2 separate regions of the Homo sapiens genome follow, and region 1 is linked to region 2. Evidence: read pairs that join two places in POLR2A ChIA-PET (ENCODE). Cell type or tissue: GM12878. All regions are shown on one strand. Each heading gives the region's core, and the rest is flanking DNA. Links, peaks and the distances in the headings are about the cores only.

Region 1 (8,000 bases), core at 1-8,000, 58 kb before region 2:
ATTTTTCAGCCTTCCATGGACACCTGTTTTAGCTGATTCATTCTCATACCTTATCTTTCTGTATTTTGAGTTTGAGACAGTTGGAAATATTGCTAGTTGTTTTCATTATTTGTTTATTTTTCCAGATACCTTATTTGGTTTCCATTTACACTAACACTTAAGCTTTGACCCAGAAGACTTGTAGCCCCTTATTTTTCTCTAAATTATGAAGATTCAGAATGAGTATAGTTAACTTTTGATTATCCGAAGAGCTTGTTACCAGAAATTACTTCAAAAATAAAACATCTCATTATAGTAAGGAAGGCATGTGTGTGTTAGAATCAAACAGGTCAGAATTGGAGTGGGAGCTCCCCAATATTGTCTTTGTATTATCAAAGCAAACATTTTTTGGCACTTACTGTGTACCGGGCCTTGTGCCAAACACCTTAGATGGGTTATCTCTGAACTTCACATCAGTCATATGAGGTGGGTAATATCATTATCTACATTTTACAAGTATGGAAACTGGGGATTACTGAGGTTATTTGCCCAAGGTAACACAGATGGTAGATTCTGGAGCCAGAGTTGGAAACTGGGTAGTTTGCTCCAGACCCAATGATCTAGCATCCTAGATGTGGTCCATTAGGGCTCTCTCTTTTCATCCGTTTGTAAAAGAGAAGTTTTCACTTTCTTCTCAAACCATTGAGAAACAACTTGGAACTGGAAGTGCAAAGGGAGAATTCTAAAGAAAGCGTTTTAAAAAGGAGAAAGAACAAGAAAGCAGGACACCATTTCCTACCTTTGGTATTCTCCAAATAGTTGGCACCAATTCTCATAAAAAAAAAATGGCACAAAATGGTGCATATTTTTACACACACACTTTTGTAATGTTCATTTAAGATTTGACTACAATTTAATTAATTAAAATGATATACCCCAAATATTGTATGTCTTATTGCTGTTTCTCCTTGTTTAGCATAGACTGTGGTCTTGTGCCTTTGGTCCCCAGGGAGGACTTACCACAGTGGCTGCCTCAGCAATTCCAGTCTCTCATCATTCCTTCCTTAACTAGAGCATTTCTGAGTCTGTTTGTAATACATAAAATAAGTTCCCCGTAAGACTTACTTTGAAAAAAGCATTCGGTAACTTTACCCAAGAAAAGGCTCAAAAACAATTGATATTGAAAGCAGAGAATTAAGAGTTAAATATACTTCTAAATCTATATGGAAATATTCTGCAGACTTAACTATTGTTTGTCTTATTGGACTTACAAGTTTTCTTGGTGACATTGATTAGGTTGGGGTGAAACCATGTATTTTACAAAATCTGGGGCTTGGGCTTTTTGAGACTTCTGTTAACCTTGAGGACTTGCAGGTGTCAAATACCAGTCTCTCCCTAGATTTACACAACTGCTGCTGACTGCAGTCATGAATTCTAAGCCCACTTACATTTGCCAGCAGTTCTTCCTGGCATAATGCAAAAGAACGTTGCTCAAGGCTCCAGGGTACAAGGAGAGGAGATTGGCAATGAATTGGAAGTTGCGATTCATATTTAAGATTTTTTTTCCTTGTAGAATTCAGGTTTGGGCTTTGTTTCTGAGAAACCATTTTTTAAAACAAAATTCTGCTTCCTATTTGACAAGAAGAATTACTAAACTTAGAATTATTTAGTATGGTTACATTCTAAATTCTTTAAAAATACAAAATGGTTTTAAAGAGGTTGGGTCATACTTTCAAATGGAATTTCGTGAAGCCAGAGTATTCGGCGAGTGTTTTAATAAAGACGAAGATACTTTTTAGAAAGAAAAATGTATAATATGAACTTAAGTCCCACAAACCCAGGAAGCCACTTGGCCTAGGCTTTGGGGCTAAACATAGCATAAGAGAGGTTAGAAACTTTCTCACCCTGACATTTGTACCACACAGCAGGCAGCTGTGTGGGGGTTTTTTTGTTTTTTGTTGTTTTTTTTTTTTTACCCTTCCTTTCATCTTGTAATTTATTTTTGCCTTCTCTGGGGAACCCTGGTTCTCAACAGATTCTTAAGTCATCTATTTCAAATCCATTTATAATTTTTTAGTATCCCTGACATAAGGCACCTTCTGAGTGAATTTAATCTAAGTTTCTTCAGATAAATCTAACAAATATTTATTAGGTATCTACTCCACTGTGTTTCAAATATATATAAAAGTGGGTAAGACCGGCTGGGCGCAGTGGCTCACACCTGTAATCCCAGCACTTTGGAAGGCCAAGGCGGGCAGATCACGAGGTCAGGAGTTTGAGACAAGCCTGACCAACATGGTGAAACCATGTCTCTACTAAAAATACAAAAATTAGCCGGATGTGGTGGTGCACACCTGTAATCCCAGCTACTCGGGAGGCTGAGGCAGGAGAATCGCTTGAACCCAGGCGGCAGAGGTTGCAGTGAGCCAAGATCGAGCCGCTGCACTCCAGCCTGGGCGACAGAGCGAGACTCTGTCTCAAAAAAAAAAAAAAATGAGGAAGACCATGGTCCTTGCCTCCAAAGAACTCACAGTCTGGTGGGAGAGAAAGGCAAATAAATGAGTACTTAGCATATACAATGTAGTGAAGGCAGCAATAGCGATGAGCGCCTAGAGGTGAGGGGACCATGGAGACTCAGAAAGCGGGCTTCTAAACGCACCTCACTGAGAAAGCAAAGGCTCCTGAGGGAAGGACTCCTAAGCTGAACTCACATTAAGTTAGCATGAGCTAAGGCAAGAAGTGGGGACACAGAGTAGCGTGTTCCGGCACCCAGCAAGCACGGTATTGCTGCTGGACATGAAATACAATGTGGAGATGAGGCCCAGTTAAACTGGTTTAGTAGCAAGAGTGCTGACAAGGAAACATATATACTGTTAAGAAGCTTACATCTACTACTCATAAGTAGTAGGAAGTCATGAAGAAATAAATGACCCTTGAGACTGACAGAGTCATATTGACATTTTGTAAGAATAGTTGTTGATAAAAACTGAATGATTATAGGATGGCAGCTGAATGATTAGATGATGGGATTGAGAATGGTTCAAAAGTGGAGGTCGAAAACCAAGTTGTCCAAGCAAAAGGTAATACTGAGCCAAAGCAGAGGAAAGAATATACATTTAAGAAATGTTTCGGAAGGAAAAAGCAGTAAGTCTTACGATTATGTGTTTGTTGAGGGGTGTGGAGTAGTGTGAGAAAGAGGAGTCAAATTTCACTCATCAGGATGCCAGTAATCTCAGCACTAAATGAATGATGGCTTATTAACTGGGCAATGTGGGAGGGTGGAAAGATTTAGGAACGAGATGATAATTTAGTTTATATCAGCTTTGTATATTTAAATTTTGGAAGGGACTGGTTAATAAAACAAAAATGAAATGCAGCTTTATGATAAGTTGCTGAACCCAATGGGAGGTTTTAGTTTTTGCCACCAAAGAAGAACTTGTGGCTTAGCCCAGCCATGACTGCATTTTGAAGAAACTATTTAGATTTTCTCGATGGCTGTCTCACTTCTCTTCCAAAACCACTTTGGCACTTGGTTCAACTTTGCATTCATTTTTAAACAAAGTTTCTGTTCTCTCATGCTCCATAGTCTGTATATCTTTTCCCTGATGCAGTATCTCTAGTACTAATCTGCTATTTCCATCTTTCCCCTGCCAGTAACTGTCATCACCCCTTTTTTCCTGGAAATACCCAACTACCAAACAACACACACTCAGACACCTGTGTTCTTCTAAATACTTTTTAGCCATGAAGCTACAAAAATGAATCATAAGAAAACTCCCTTTGAAGCCCCTTTTTAGCTGACGAAACCAACACTGGTCAGTTGTACAGTATTTAAAAATAAGAAGTACACTTAACCAGTTAATGGATTCATTTACATTAAGGTGCTCATTATCACATTCAAAGTAAAATATACACACATATGTGTGTGTGTATGTCTATATACACACATATGTGTGTGTGTATGTCTATATACACACATATGTGTGTGTGTATGTCTATATACACACATATGTGTGTGTGTATGTCTATATACACACATATGTGTGTGTGTATGTCTATATACACACGTGTGTGTGTATGTCTATATACACACGTGTGTGTGTATGTCTATATACACACGTGTGTGTGTATGTCTATATACACACGTGTGTGTGTATGTCTATATACACACGTGTGTGTGTATGTCTATATACACACGTGTGTGTGTATGTCTATATACACACGTGTGTGTATGTCTATATACACACGTGTGTGTATGTCTATATACACACGTGTGTGTATGTCTATATACACACGTGTGTGTGTATGTCTATATACACACGTGTGTGTGTATGTCTATATACACACGTGTGTGTATGTCTATATATACACACGTGTGTGTGTGTATGTCTATATATACACATACACATACTGAAACAATTCCATTCTTCCAGGCAAAATACCCTGGAGTCATCCTTGATTTCTCCCCTTCATTCCTTATATTTAGTATGTCTAGGAATCCTGCTGCCTGTACCTGCAAAATACATCCCAGATCCATCCATTTCTCCCTGTCCTGGTCCTAGGCATCATTATCTCGTTCCTGGACTTTCATACATATGTGCCACAATGGCAGGAATCTTTGTCAGTTTTATTCACTACTATGTCATAGAAACCTAAACAGTGCCTAGCACAGTAGTACTCAGTTAATATGTGTGGAATAAGTGAATTAAATGAAAGAATCAATTAATCCATGTCATCTTACCAGAAACACTAACATTTAGAAGGCTAATTTCATATTAATAGAGAAGCCATATTAAGAGAGCCAAAAATTACTCAAGGTAGTTTTTTGTAATTTCAGTTATATAGCAACTGAGTGTATTGGGTGTATTTTATTTTTAAAAATTAGTACTTTACTTCCATCGATGTTATTGTGTATTTGTAATTAAAATTGGTTTTGAAATGTTGCCGTCGATGATATTTTCTCCAAAATGGTCATAAATTTAAAAGAATACATTAGGGATGAGAATGCAGTTCTCAGGAATTATTTTTCTAATAAGACTGTATCCTACAGAAATAAGAGAAATAGGAAATCTCAGTATTAGGCTGCTATACTCTTTAATCCAGAACTAGAAATTTTAATACTGGATCCAGGGGAACCATGTGAAAAATAACAGGGAAAGCAATTTCACCTTACTTTTTCCTTGCTTAATATACATCTTGCTAAAGAGGAACAATGGAAGGAAATAAATGGACTTATTTTTCCTGAATTATTTATTAATTATAATTCCTGAATTATTGTTATATGACCTGAATTTTGGGGATAACTGCCAATATTTCTCTTTGTGCTAGAAAAATTTGGCATTTTGCACTACTCTCTTCAGTAAAATAGCTATCATATGGAAATTTCAGACGGCTCTAATATGTGTTGGATCCTCTCTACCCTCTGCCCTTCCCTGTCAGTAGGAATATTTAGCTCTTATTGATTTCTCTAATACTTAACTTTTTCTATTGCCAGTGAAGGCTACCCTCCCCTTCCTACTCCTCCACCCTTCAGCATTGGTTTGCACATCTGGGCTGATGTGAGAGGCTTTTTTTTTTTTCTCCCCTCAACCCATAATGTTTGGGCCTAAAGTCATAACTGCAGGTCTAGTTTAAAAAATAGCACATGTGGCTTTCAGGTTGAGGTTTCTATTTTCTGTTCTGATTCTAGACTATTCTGTCCCTAAACTGTGGAGCCTGAATAGTACATGCAAATATATTTCTCTAGCTTAAAGTATATTTTCTAGATTTTAAGGAAGTCACAGAATCAAGAGTCTAGAAATAATTTGAGAACAACAGAGAATTCTAATGTTTAAATGTTTGCAGTAAGTTTGTATCTAAGCTAATATATAGTCTATATATAGTCAAATAATAGATTTTAGATAAAATTAAGAGATGGACTGGCTTCCTGGGATGCCGGAGGGGAGGTGGGTTCTGAGGCCATACAAATTGGGAAACTATTCAGTATGAAAAGACCCACAGCAAAGAAAGTTATTTTGTTTAACTTGGCATTTCCTAAATTTATTTGAGGAAAGAACCCCTCTTTCACATAAGGAAACTTTTCAGCATGCTTCAGAAATGCTGGTGGAAAGAAAGCAAACACTTCAGTTCTAGGCCTGGCTCAGGCATTAATCCACCTTTTCATTTAACAAATATGCATTGAGTGACTACTTTGTGCCACGCACCACTTGAGGTGCTGACAATATATTCAGGGAACACAACAGACAAAAGCCTCTGTCCTTGCAGAGCTTATATTCTAGTGAAGGGAGAAAGACTATAAACATAATATGTTAGTATTACAAGGTAATGAGTGTTTCAGACAGCCATGGAGCAGGCTCGGATTTGTAGTACAGGGGTTGTCAATCTAAGTATGACTCTAACTTGAACAAATCACTAAGCCTCATTGTCCCTAATCTATAAAAAAGAAATTATAGATGATCTTGGCCCGCTCAGCTATATGAGTCCACTTTAACACCAGGAATTGTCATGTCAAACCATGGTACTGCTGGTTCACTGAGCATTTACAATCACCTTATCAGAAAAGGTGTCTGTCAAACAAGAATTCTGTAAGTTTGAATGATTTGTAATCCCACAGAAGAACAAAACACTTAAATAAATGAAGAAAACCCTTGCTGGTTCTATTTTTAATCTAATGTATACCTCAATCCAATATTGAGTAGAAAGTATTTGACTCAAGGACAGGAAACCTGCAGTAAAGGTACCAACAGCTTTTCAGCAGATGTTAGCATTCACATATGAGAAAGTTGCAGCAGTGTGCACATTGTGCTTCTGCCCTAGATCCTTATGTAAATAGGACGTCCGTGACTTGATGTTGAAATGACCTTTCAGGCAGTATTCTGTTGCCACATGCCTGAGCTTGTATCCCAGAGTAATTAGACGTTTTGACTTACACATCTTGGTATACAGTGTTTATGCTAATTATAAATGTCTGAAAGTTTCCTGAAACTTTTTCTTTGTAGCTTTTTATCAAAGACAGACAGGAGGTTGGGAGGAGGGTTGTGGATTGTGGTCCTAAGCCTTTGATTTTCAGTCTCTCATTTTTGGAATGAAAATTAAAATCTGCTTTTCCAGTTGCCGAGACATGGTGGTATATTTTTATATTCTTCATCTTGAACAAGAAACTGTTTGGAATCACAGCATTTTAATACTTTTTAAATAATATTTTATTCTTAAGGCATTTAGCTAAAAATTCAAGATTGTGAGTCCCTAAATAAAAATTATTCCCAACTGACCTGTAGGAAAAGCTTAAAATACTAAAATTAAAATGGAGAAGTTTCTATCTCACAAAGGAATGGTCTTCCAATATTGTTTCAAAATCAGACCTCAAAACTTATTTCCTGTGGTGGTTACCTCAGTCCTCAAAGCTGACCCTAGGTCTACCAGTAGCAGTCAGTACATTTTCACTTCCTCCTCCTCGTATTTCATGAACCTGAAGGCTAGTTTTTAAGAAAATGCTTTATAACCATTTTGGAAAAAAGAACTGTGTAGATACACAATGGAATAGGCTCCTGCATATCAGAGGGGACTGACGCATATCCACAGGTTCCTCTGAAACTCTGCCTGAATGGCTCTAGATTAGACAAGGTCTCAGACCCACCCTAGCTCTGGCCTTCAACAGTCCCACAGGTTCTGGTCTGCTCTGAAGTTGCCATAGTTTAGTTCTAAAGCTTCCCTCTCACCAACCTGCCCTAATTGTCATATATTACCTGCTCTTTCCAATAAGTCTCCTGCTTTCCTGTCCATTGGCCAAATTGTTACACAGCCTTACCAGCCATAAACATAAGTGCTACCTTATATACCCATTTCATTCTTAAGAGTATACTTGGATATTGATACAATTAACTTTGTGTCTAATTAATACATCTTCAAGAAATTAGATGCACTAAGTCTACAAACCCTTTTGAAATTTTAAGGATGTAAAATTTGCCTGAAAACATCTTGCTCTTGAAAAGCTTCAGATTAGCTCAGACCATACCATCTGC
Region 2 (11,802 bases), core at 2,161-10,160:
AAAAGCTATTTCTACAGCAAGTCAGGTCCCCAGAATGCCATGCACCTGTGCTCTGCTTCACTGCCTCTTTTGTTTTTGTTGTTGGTGGTTTTTTTGTTTGTCTGAGACAGAGTCTCCCTCTCGCCCAGGCTGGAGTGCAGTGGCACAGTATCTCAGCTCACTGCAACCTCCATCTCCCGGGTTCAAGCAAGTCTCCTCCCTCAGCCTCCTGAGTAGCTGGGACTACAGGTGCCCCCCACCAAGCCCAGCTAATTTTTGTATTTTTAGTAGATACGGGGTTTCACCATGTTGGCCAGGCTGGTCTTGAACTCCTGACCTCAAGTGATCCACCCACCTCGGCCTCCCAAAGTGCTGGGATTACAGGTGTGAGCCACCGCACCCAGCCCAGTTCCCTGCCTCTTAAGCCATCTCTTTATCATAGCTAAGGCCCCTGTAAGTAATGGTGATATGAGGAACATCCCTGTTTGATTGTTTGTACCGTTGCTCTCAACAACTCTGTTATCCAGCATCCTTTATAAAATTATATAATAAAGTTTTCTTAGAGTTTATGCTGGGGAAAATGTATATCTCTCTGGGTGAACCAGTGTACCTCCTTAAATTAGATAATGAGAACTTTGGTGCCCACTGTGTTGTCTTGTGTCAGAAACTAAATATTAAGTTTTGTTCCCGATCACAATTGATTAGTTTGCGTATATTTTTACCTCCCCACAACTGTAGTCAGTGATGTCATTTCATCTCTTTTAATAGTTTCATGACTTAGCAATATTTATCATCATCTATTTTTAATCCCGTTTAGAAGATTAGAGATAGATAGCTTTGGTATAATCTTTAAAATGAAAAAATAGGTTGGTACTACTGCAAACCTCTCTCTCTAAAAACTCCTTGCACTATCTGTATACAGAAGAGTTATACAAGTGCAAAGAAAAACTCCAAAACTGCCATTGTTCCAACTGTTACCTCCTGTAAAATCTAAGATAAAAATCTGAAATTTGTAATGGCCATATGTTTTAAAAGATTATATAGTATTTCTGGAAATGTGATTTTCCTATTTTACCTATTTAGTCTCATGAGCATTCTTCATAAATACCTAGTCATCCCAGAAATTCTGGAAGAGTGCACTGAATGTCCTAAACAATACTTTTCAAATGTACATCTATTACTGTCTAAAAAAATCTCCCCCAGAATTTAGCAGCTTAAAACAACAAGCATTTATTATCTCACACAGTTTCTAGGAGCAGCTTAGTTGGATGGTTTGAGTTCAGGATCTCATACAAGGTTGCAACCAAGCTATTGACTGGGATGGCAGTTGTCTCAAGGCTTGACAGGGGCTGGGGAATCCACTTCCAAGCTCACTTACATGGTTGTTGGCATTGGTCGTTTGACTGGAGCCCTCTGTTCCTCACCATGTGCAGCTTTCCACAGGCTGCCTGAGTGTCCTGACACATGGCAGCTGGCTTCTCCCAAAGTGAGCGTTGAAAGAGAGAGAACACAAGTGATCGCACTTAAGATGGAAGCCACCATCTTTTACAATCTAATTTCAGAAGTGCAGATTCTGCTGTTAAGTAACATTTCTCTTCACAGCTTCCCTTTAGCAATACTTCCTTTAGGATAGGACCACAGCCCTAAACTTATGAGTTTTTGTAAAAACTAGCATTGGGATTCTTCTTATTTCTGAGAAGTTTTCTATTTATCAGCTGTTGAGTGTTAGCTGATTTCCAGCTGAATGAGATATAGAGTCTATGATGCTATTAGTCAAGGTTTTGCCTCTGCCAGCCTGTCCCAGGCAGAAGCATCTGATGTAAAAACATAAAGGAGAGAAAAAAATGTGAGAGAAGACAGGACTAATAAATAATCAACTCTTATGATTGTGATGGTTTGCCTCCAGAATCCCCATTCATTCATTAAAACCAATAGTTATGGCACATTTCCCATGTGACACCATTCTAGGTACTGAGGATAACACAGTAAACAAAACAAAGTCCTGCCCTCAAGGGGCTAACAGTTTGTGAATGTCAGAGCCAAGTATTCCCAGGAGAAGAATACAGAGAAAGCAAACATTTTCTTTAACAAACACTTATATAGTTCTCGCTGTACGTCTGGCACTGCTGCAAGCACTTTGAAAATAATTAAGTCAGCTACTCCTCATAATAACCTACAAATGTTATCCCCATTGTATGGCTGGGCCACAGAAAGGTTGAGTACTTTCTTAGGGCCACACAGCTATTAATAGCTAGTAAGTCACAGAGCTGGACTTTGAACCCAGGCAGTCTGGCCACAGAGTCCATGTTCTTCACCACCCTAGGCTAAAAGTGTTGTTCTCTGATTTTTGAGTAATCACTGGTGCCAGTTGTAAATTAATCCACAAATAGTAAATTTTGATCACTAAGTACTGCTGTGGAAATTGACCAGTGACCTAAGGTTATAAGTTCCTTTTTTCAGAAATCAGCCGTGCGTGGTGGCTAGCCGGGCACGGTGGCTCATGCCTATAATCCCAGCACTTTGGGAGGCCAAGAAGGGCAGATCACTTGAAGTCAGGAGTTTGAGATCAGCCTGGCCAACATGGCAAAACCCCATCTCTATTAAAAATACAAAAATAAGCTGGATGTGGTGGTGCGTGCCCATAATCCCAGATATTCAGGAGGCTGAGGCATGAAAATCGCTTGAACCTGGGAGGTGGAGGTTGCAGTGAACTGAGATCACACCACTGCACTCTAGCCTGGCGACAGAGCAAGACTGTCCAAAAAAAAAGGAAAGGAAGGGGAAGGGGAAAGGGAGGAAAGGAAAGGGAAGGAAAGGAAAGGAGAAAGAAAGAAGAAAGGAAGAAGGAAGGAGAAAAGAAAAGTTTCATGTAGCCTGTGTCTTTTCACTGCATGGGAAATCAGTGTCCCCAGAAGAGCATTCCAAACGGTCCTGAGACAACCAACAGGAGAGGAGAATCCAAAGCTCTGTCAGGCATCAAGTCCAAATGATGAGGTAGAGATGGAAACCAGAAACCAAGCAATGACATTGGAGGCCCATCTGGTCTGGAGCATGACAGGATGAAGCAGGATGAACAGGTCAAGGCAAGAGGTTCAGGCTGGAGGCTGTGGACAGCAGGTCCTGGATGGTACCCAAGAAGTGCTGCCAGGATGGGAATAGAATCTAAAGGACACTCGTGAGCAAATCGGTTTCATCAGATTATCATCCTAACTCACTGACCATGACTGTTATGATGATCCAGTAACAAACAAAAATGTGTCCTCTTTTTCTCAGTCTGTTGTAAAAAGTCATTTCTGCTCTGGTTTTTTTCTTTTCTTTCTTTTTTGTTTAGAGACAAGGTCTTGCTGTGTCACCCAGGCTGGAGTGTAGTGGCATGATAATAGCTAACTGCAGCTTCAAACTCCTAGGCTCAGGGGATCCTCCCAAGTAGCTAGGACTGCAGGCATGCCATTTTGCTTCACTTAGTTCATTCAAAAAACACTTATTGGGAAGAGAATAGATGTAAAATGGTAGTAAGATGCTGCTTAATATATAAAAATGAATAAGACTTGAGACCTACTTTCAAGAAACATATGGTATAACTAACATGGGTAAGAAGAGAAATCTATAACTATAATAAGATGCATTAAATGAGGTCAGTGAACGATCACCGTTATTATGAGAGTGATGATGATGGTGAAAGGAGCTATAAAGAGTGAAATGAGTGTAATCACATTCAGATGAAGGGATGGTAAAATCAAAAGGAAAAAGAAGAAATCATGGGCAACATTTATCCTAAGTAATGAGGTAGGGTGGTGTAATGGCAAGACATGGGCTCACCTCTCAGATCGTACAATTTCCATGTGCCTCAGTGTAACCACTGAGTTCTTTGAACTTTAGAGTTTTTTTCTTTTTCTTTGGAAAATTAGCGAATACTACTAACCTACTGTAAGGATCAAGTGGAATAATGCATGTCAAGATCCCTGCACAATGCCTGGCTCATAGTAGCTGTTTTGTAAATGTTTATTTTCCTTCCAAATTAAGTCTACTTGCGTAACATGCTTCATTCCTTAATTGCCATTATCTGTTGTATTAACTATCTAACATATATAAAGACTTTTTAAAAAATATTCTGACTGGGAGCGGTGGCTCACACTTGTAATTCCAGCACTTTGGGAGGCCGAGGCAGGCAGATCACTTGAGGTCAGGAGTTCACGACCAGCCTGGGCAACGCAGTAAAACCCCATCTCTACTAAAGATACAAACATTAGCTAGGTGTGTTGGCTCAAGCCTGTAATCCCAGCTACTCAAGAGGCTGAGACATGAGAATCGCTTGAACCCGGGAGGTGGAGTGCGGTGAGCTGAGATCGCGCCAGTGTGCTCCAGCCTGAGTGATAGCATGAGACTCTGTGTCAAAAAAAAAAAAAAAAGTTCTTACCTCTTGTTAAGTATATCTGTTATGTAATTGATTGTATAACTTTTAGCTGTATCATTGCTCTTGTTCTATTAACCTTATGTCTAAAAAGCAAATGATGTACACTGTACTTTCCTGGCCAAAAAAAACCCCACAAAAAACAAATAAGAGAACCATTGTGAAAGTGGTTTTCAAACTATCAAGTGTAGGAAATGGTATTATCATAATGTGTACCTTATCTTATGTTCCCTCATTTAGAAAGAAATCCCTGCCCTCTACCCTTTGAGTGGGAGACACCTTTAGCAGATTTGAACTGGGTTTTTACCCTGGCATGTCTTTAGGCAAGTTTTGTAGTGACTGCAGGCTATTTCTTTGGAATATTTAGGGTCTGCTTGAGGCTGGCTTGGAACTTGGCCAGTGCTTTCCATAGAGGTGCAACACTGTACATGTAAAAAGAAAATAGATCAGAATCTCCTGTAGCTGTGCTGTCTCGTTCCTCAGCTAAAGGTCATTCTTAATCCTTCTATAGCTCCCAGAATGCTGTATGCAGTGGTTTTTTAAATGCGCCAGGGAGGAAATGGCATCTATAAAGCAAAGCAGGAAACAACCTCTTCACAGGAGCAAGAGACCACAAATGTTCCAGAATTCCATTTAAAACACTGCAAAGATGAGTTCTAGGGAAACTTATGGTCATGTTTTTCCCATAGTTAAATTTTGGAACTATATTCCTGGGTAGGATTATGGCTGGGACTTTAACCATCAGCCTTCTGTAAAAGGGAATGAAGAAAGAGGCAAGTCCATGAACCAGTGTCACCACGGACGCAGAGGATGGTATTAACCATGGCTGGGGAGTTCCCACTAAACCCAGGGACCACCAAGCTGAGATCAATGTGAGACTAACTGCTTCTCAGAAACATAGAAATCAAAAGCAACACTGAGAATGTCACACTCAGACTGTTGTGAAGCACATGGCATTGAACACTGAGAATCCGTGGGCCTGACCTGCAGAGCTGACTCCTTTCCTTAGCAGCCCCATTTCTCAGGAGGAGCAGCAAACCCCCACCTCCAGTAGAAGCCAACCAAGTCCATTTCCCATAGCCACTGGCAGCCCCTTAATCACTGAGTATTTTCCACAGGCTGGACTACATAGAACTTACCCATTCAGAGAAGGGGTTATTTCAAAACTAAAAGTAAATTTGTTCTCTGAATATGATCTCATTTCCACATTTCCTAAGCTTACCAGCAGCTTGAGTTTCCTTTTTTCTATTCATAGCAGTTCCTTCATCTACTTTTGACTCAACCCTTATCAAAGCAGGTATAGTTCCCTCAGACATTTGTCTGGAAAAACCATGTAAGTGACTCAACAACAAACAACTAAGGAAGCATGAGCACTGCTGTATCATCTTTTTGGTTTAGTATCCTTTATTTTCTAGAAGTGATGCTTTTGTATCTAGCTTCTTTGTATGTATTAGCTAATAGAACAAAAACAGAAAAATATTTACATATATATATTTTACACAAATATATATGTATATATATAAAATGTGTTGGCCAACACCCTTATAATTTACTGCATAAGTTGTACACATTAAAAGAAAAAAAAGATAGCAATGTCTCCTTTAAAAGTTATGCCAAAATTAAAACCCATGCCACTTGAAAAGGTTAAAGCATACTATTTCTAACACCTATTAAACTTCTTTGCTTTCTTAAAACATTCTGTACAGATACTGCCTAACTGTGGAAATCAGTACATCCTTTTCCTCTTTTTAGCCCCTAAAATAAAACTAGCTCCCTCAAGCCAAAAAAAAAAAAGAGGTAGGTTTTGTTTTGATTTCTTCTTATGTGGTATCTCAGCTCATGCTGAGGAAGTGGCTGCAAACGTGTTCACTGTGCCCACACTGTGGTTCCCCAGGCTTGGGGCTGGGGGATGAAGTTTTGTGAAACTTGGTTTAGCCTGGGCTTATTTTGGTGCCTGAGCCCAAATATTTCTTGCCTCTTTCTGCTCCTACTCTCATGCCACTTTTCATTCTTTATTTCTTTTCTTTCTTTTTTTTTTTTTTTCTTTTTTTGGAGACAGAGTTTTGCTCTGTCACCCAGGCTGGAGTGCAGTGGCATGATGTCGGATCACTGCAACCTCCACTTCCTGAGTTCAAGCGATCCTCCTGCCTACAGGTGCATGCCACCATGCCTGGCTAATTTTTTTGTATTTTTAGTAGAGCTGGGGTTTCACCATGTTGGCCAGGCTGGTCTCAAACACCTGACCTCAGGTGATCCTCCCACCTCAGCCTCCCAAGTAGCTGGAATTACAGGTGTGTGCCACCATGCCCAGTTTTGTTTTGTTTTGTTTTGTTTTTTTGAGGGAGCAGGTCTCGCTATGTTGCCAAGGCTGGTCTTGAACTCCTGGCCTCAGCCTCCCAAAGTGTTGGGATTGCAGGCGTGAGCCACCATGCCCAGCCTCACACCACATCTTGATGTGGGCCTTAGCTTATTTTTATGTAGCTGTTAGCCCACTTTTGTACTTGCCTTCTCAGCTTCCCTCAAGGGGCCTAGAAGGCATCAAAGTCAAGACAACTCTAAAAGTTTATTTTGACAAATAGTCTAAAGCCATGACTATCTGTTGTAGAAATATCTGGTCACTTTAGCAAAAACACAAAGCAAATATACATTGGCTGTAGATCTCACATGAATTTTATCATTTCTTGCCATTAAGCTTATGCTATAGAAGCCTGCCAGTTGGGGACAAGCTGTGAAATTTGGGTTTTATAAGCAGATATACCAGGAAGGTACAGGTGATACTGTTCTTTTTAGTTCTTGTGATTGTCCTTTGGGCCAGTAGCAAAGAAGCCATCCTGGCAGAGGAGCTGACTTTGAGGTCTGCAGACACCCAAGGGGCTCTTGGATAGAATTCCAAGGTTCTATAAACTTGGATGGGGAAAGACCCACTTATTTGTTTTCACTAACCTGTAACTAAAATTTAGCAATTTTTTCAATTAAGAAGGCAGGTAACTGTCTTAGTCCATTTGTGTTGCTATAAAAAAAAATCTAAGTCTGGGTAATTCATAAGGAAAAGAGGTTTAATTGACTCATGGTTCTGTGGGCTGTATAAGAAGCATGGTGCCAACATCTGCTCCTTGTGAGGGCCTCAGGTTGCTTTCACTGAAGGCAAAAGGCAGTGGGGAACCAACAGGTGCAGAGATCACATGGCAAGAGAAGCAGCAAGAAGGAAGAAAGAGGGAGGTGAGAGGCTCTACTTTTTTTTGAGACTGAGTCTCTGTTTCCCAGGCTGGAGTTCAGTGGCGCGATCTCGGCTCACTGCAATCTCCGCCTCCTGAATTCAAGCAATTGTCCTGCCTCAGCCTCCCAAGTAGCTGGGATTACAGGTTCCCGCCACCACACCTGGCTAATTTTTTTGTATTTTTAGTAGAGACGGGGTTTCACCATGTTGACCAGGCTGGTCTCAAACTCCTGACTTCAAATGATCCACCTGCTTCGGTCTCCCAAAGTGCTGGGATTACAGGCATGAGCCACCACGCCTGGCCAGAGAGGCTCTTTTCAACAACCAGTTCTCTTGAGAACTAAGAATGAGAACTCACTTCTGCAAGAATGGCACCAAGCCATTCATGAGGGATCCACCCCCATGACCCATATACCCCCAAGCAGACCCCAGTCCCAACAGTGGGGGTCACATTTCAAAATGAGATTGAGTGGAGCCAAACAAACGATATCCAAACCGTAGCAGTAACAAACAACAATCAACACCTGTGACTCAGTCACCAACAGTTGTTGCTAATGCTTTGAAACATCATTTAAGTTCATCACCATTTTGAAGATACAATACTTATTTAAATCCATCAGTAGATCTTATTTAATGTATTAATAAAGAAGCATCTAACTATATCACATATTTTTAAAAAGTATTTGATAACTATTCTTCAGTATAATTGGTTTCTTTGGTATCCTATGTATTTAGTTTTATGCTTTTAAAAACAGCATTGTGAGAAAGAGTCAAGGGTTCTACAAGACTTCTAAAAGACACCATGTTTCTAAATCAAAGATTGGCACTCCCGGCAGTAGGTTTCTTGAATTGTCAGTTATAGATACATCAATCACAACAGAAACATGGTGGATGATAATGGCCAATGCTTAAGAAATTTAATTTAGGCATGGGCTTCTAATACGGGTTCAACCCTCCTGGGCTAAGACGCTTCAGTGAAAGGGTGGAGATAAAGAGAACCTACTGTCAGCAAGCTTTCAGAACTGCAAGGCAAACCATTGCATAACCACAGGCTTGATTCACTAGTTGGCCACCTTTATTCAGCTTGTTGAGATTACAATATTCTTGACTTCAAGGATGATTACAGGTTACTAGGCCTTCAGGTTCAAAATTGCCCTCTGCAGCTTTTGTGAACTCCCCTGACTCCCTATGTATTGCCCATTGAGTTCCCTGATTCCTTGTCCTAGAAGTTCTAACATAACTTTGACTTAGGGTTTCATTTAGAACTTTACAAGAAATAAGGTTGTCACCAACAGAAATTGACTCTGTAATGTCAGGTCCTACTGGACTTGAGATTATTTTTCCCTCAGTTTCAGCTGATTCATATTCTCAATGGCTCACTCAGTTATGACTCAATAATGATGATATCATTTTAAATTATAAAATTTGAAGAGAACCATGGACAGAAATAGAAGGGGAAAACATGTAAAATGAATAAGAATAAAAAGAAAACATGTCAAATGAATAACAGTGTTCCTTTGTCTTGGTATAAAATGGAAACTTTTCTAATAATAACACATAATTTACATGAGTGCTTTTATAGTCATTATTTGGTTTGATGTCCATAGCAACTCTGTGAGGTAAGCAGTTGCAGAAGCTGAATCTCAGAGAACCTAAAGGACCAGCTGGAGGCCTCAGACGAGAAAGCAAGTCCTGACCCAGGCCAGGGATTCTTCTGCTCTCTGGGCCTGGTCTTCTTCTCACAACACAACATCTGAGGAACCCAGAGCCCTTTGGTGAAACTAAATAAAATGACATAAACAAAAACAAAGAACTGTGTGCTGACTGAAAAGTGAATGAGATTGAGTAGCAAAATACTAAATATAGGCTGGGCATGGTGGCTCACACCTGTAATCCCAGCACTTCGGGAGCCTGACGCGGGTGGATCACCTGAAGTCAGGAGTTCAAGACCAGCCTGGCCAACATAGTGAAATCCCATCTCTACTAAAAATACAAAAAATTAGCCAGACATGGTGGTGCACACCTGTAATCCCGGGTACGTGGGAGGGTGAGGCAGGAGAATCGCTTGAACCCGGGAGGCAGAGGTTGCAGTGAGCCGAGATAGCACCATTGCACTCCAGCCTGGGCAACAAGAGTGAAACTCCGTCTCAAAACAACAACAACAAAAACTAAATATAGGCACAATGCCCAAGTTTTCTGGGAAAGCTCTTAATGTTCATAACACTCACAGAAGAGAGAAGAGGACAGAGAAGGATCATTGGCCATTCTAAGGAAAAGAAAGAGATGATCATGTACATGAAAGGTAGGATCCAGCAAAAGAACCTGGAGATCAGAAACAACAGAGAATCTACCTTAAGTTCTATCTCAATTTTTAACAAGTTTACTGCTGATCTACTCATACGTTTGCTTTGTTTTGATATATATACACACACATAAATATATAAATAATATCTGCATGTATATTTGATGCATTTTTCATGCTGCCACTACATAGTATGATCTATGATGCAAATAATAATGGCTTGGGTTTTTAAATATAATTTCTATATAGTTTGTTGAATCACATACAACAAAAAATATCTAACATGTTTGGTTCTATTCACAAATAAGTAAATAACTCCAGGTCTTGGTTGTTTTTTATTGCAATTGGGACAGATTTTTGTTTTGTTTTTTAATTATCTCTTTCCCATCTACAGGGAAAACTTCGTGCTCATAAAAAGAAAAGGAGGCTGGAGGGCCCTGGCTGGTCGCTAAGCATTGTACATGCAGCCAGTTGCTACACAGGTTTCCTGATCCTGATTTGAATCTCAGGGGCCAGAGCTGTGTGTGTTCCACAAAAGGCCCTTTGAAACTCCCTTCCCTTCCTGGTTTGACAAAGCCCTAGACGAATGACCTTTGAGGGACGGACGCATTGGTTTGGCTTGGCCTCTGATCTCTCATGAAGGACTGTGAGCCACACTTGTCTGCCTGGGATCTGCTGCCTACTTCCTCCATTTTATTTAGCTCTTTGGTTATTTTCCTAATGAGCTGTCTGTTTGTCTCCAGCCTTCCAGCCAGAAGATGAATGTTTGCAAATCATAAACTAAGTATGTAGCACTTCGGACCTAAAAGGAGTGGTTCCATACGTTGTGAAATCCACCTACTCTGGAGCACTTGCCGGGGCTGTCCCTTTATAGTTTGGCCCTTGGCTGGGCAGTCATGCTACCCTCCAGTGAGAGCTGTCCCCAGCCTTGCATTTACATTCTCCCAAATGCCCACCTCCATAGCTGCCCTTCTTCATCTACCCCACCTTGCCAGATGTGCTTAGGAAGCTAACAGGCAGACCACGTACATACTTAGGGCAGCAGCAATTCACAGAAGAAAAGGAAAAATTAAACATATTTTAATCAACCAGGTGGTTACCATGGGAGAAATTTTTATATTTATGTTGTGGCTTTGAATAGCTTTCATTTTGAAGATGGGGTAGCAGAAAACGAATCTTAATATCTTTGATTCATGGAGACTTTAAAGGTCTTTATCAGGTACTGCTTTCTAGAGTTCTACAGACTGATTTTTGCTCCTCCCTGCTTCCCAGTGAATCTTGTACCCCAAGTTGATGTGACTCAGGAGTTAAATCCTGCTGGAAATCTGGAACTTGTCAAGCCTTGATCTGCCTTAACATGAACTATTTAGCTCCTATTGTTCCACCCTTGCATGACCCCAATTAAGGCAATAATAGAACCCAGTACTTTCAGAGTCTTTAAAGCCAAATGATAAAGCTTTATTCCTTAGTTTTGTGGTAGTTTGGAATCTTCATTTTCATGGAGTTGATGAACACTAAGTATTTACTCTCTTCACATATGCAAAAAAAAATTGTATGACCCCAATCTCTCCTGTCTTCTAAAAGACTTAAGTGCGTATTTTCACTAGATCCTACATAGACCCACTATATAAAATGGGCATTGATATTTTTATTTTTAAGACCTAGTAGGTGCTATGTAACCAAATTCTCCTAAATTGTAAGATGGAGTTGACACACCAAGGCAGAAGCACCTGTGGACATTACGCCCATAGGAGTCAACTTGGGTGGGTACATGGTTGCTGCGCTGGTTGGACCATTTCTGCTCTAAGTCACACCAGATGAGGTTGAGAAGGTTAGGAGTTGACTTAGCAGCTGTTAGTTACTACCAAATGCTGTGTGAGCACTAGATCTCAA

Evidence for each region. ChIA-PET counts read pairs that join two places held together with the same protein. Peaks named below come from ENCODE experiments on the same cell type or tissue, not always from the same donor. Only the 100,000 strongest peaks of a DNase experiment are listed, where the experiment ranks them.
Region 1: POLR2A ChIA-PET joins it to region 2 with 14 read pairs; 10 of 35 experiments call an interaction of 5 or more read pairs at or near these places.

Annotation. Positions count from the first base shown.
Region 1 is chr5:95,923,735-95,931,734 of GRCh38, reverse strand. All of the region lies in intron 2 of ELL2 (elongation factor for RNA polymerase II 2), which reads left to right. Among named protein-coding and RNA genes, the nearest start is that of ELL2, 34 kb to the left of the region's middle. RefSeq lists a silencer at 3,828-3,877 and enhancers at 6,716-7,010, 7,492-7,631. In GM12878, for the core only: no CTCF peak of the experiment used is centred there; DNase peaks (open chromatin) are centred at 3,604, 5,624, 6,824 and 7,434; H3K4me3 peaks cover 1,809 bases; H3K27ac peaks cover 7,228 bases.
Region 2 is chr5:95,864,075-95,875,876 of GRCh38, reverse strand. LOC105379091 (a long non-coding RNA gene) reads right to left here. Exons shown (of 3, transcript XR_001742813.2): 2 at 1,358-1,454. Among named protein-coding and RNA genes, the nearest start is that of LINC01554, 18 kb to the right of the region's middle. In GM12878, for the core only: no CTCF peak of the experiment used is centred there; DNase peaks (open chromatin) are centred at 5,466, 5,536 and 6,276; H3K4me3 peaks cover 1,025 bases; H3K27ac peaks cover 2,638 bases.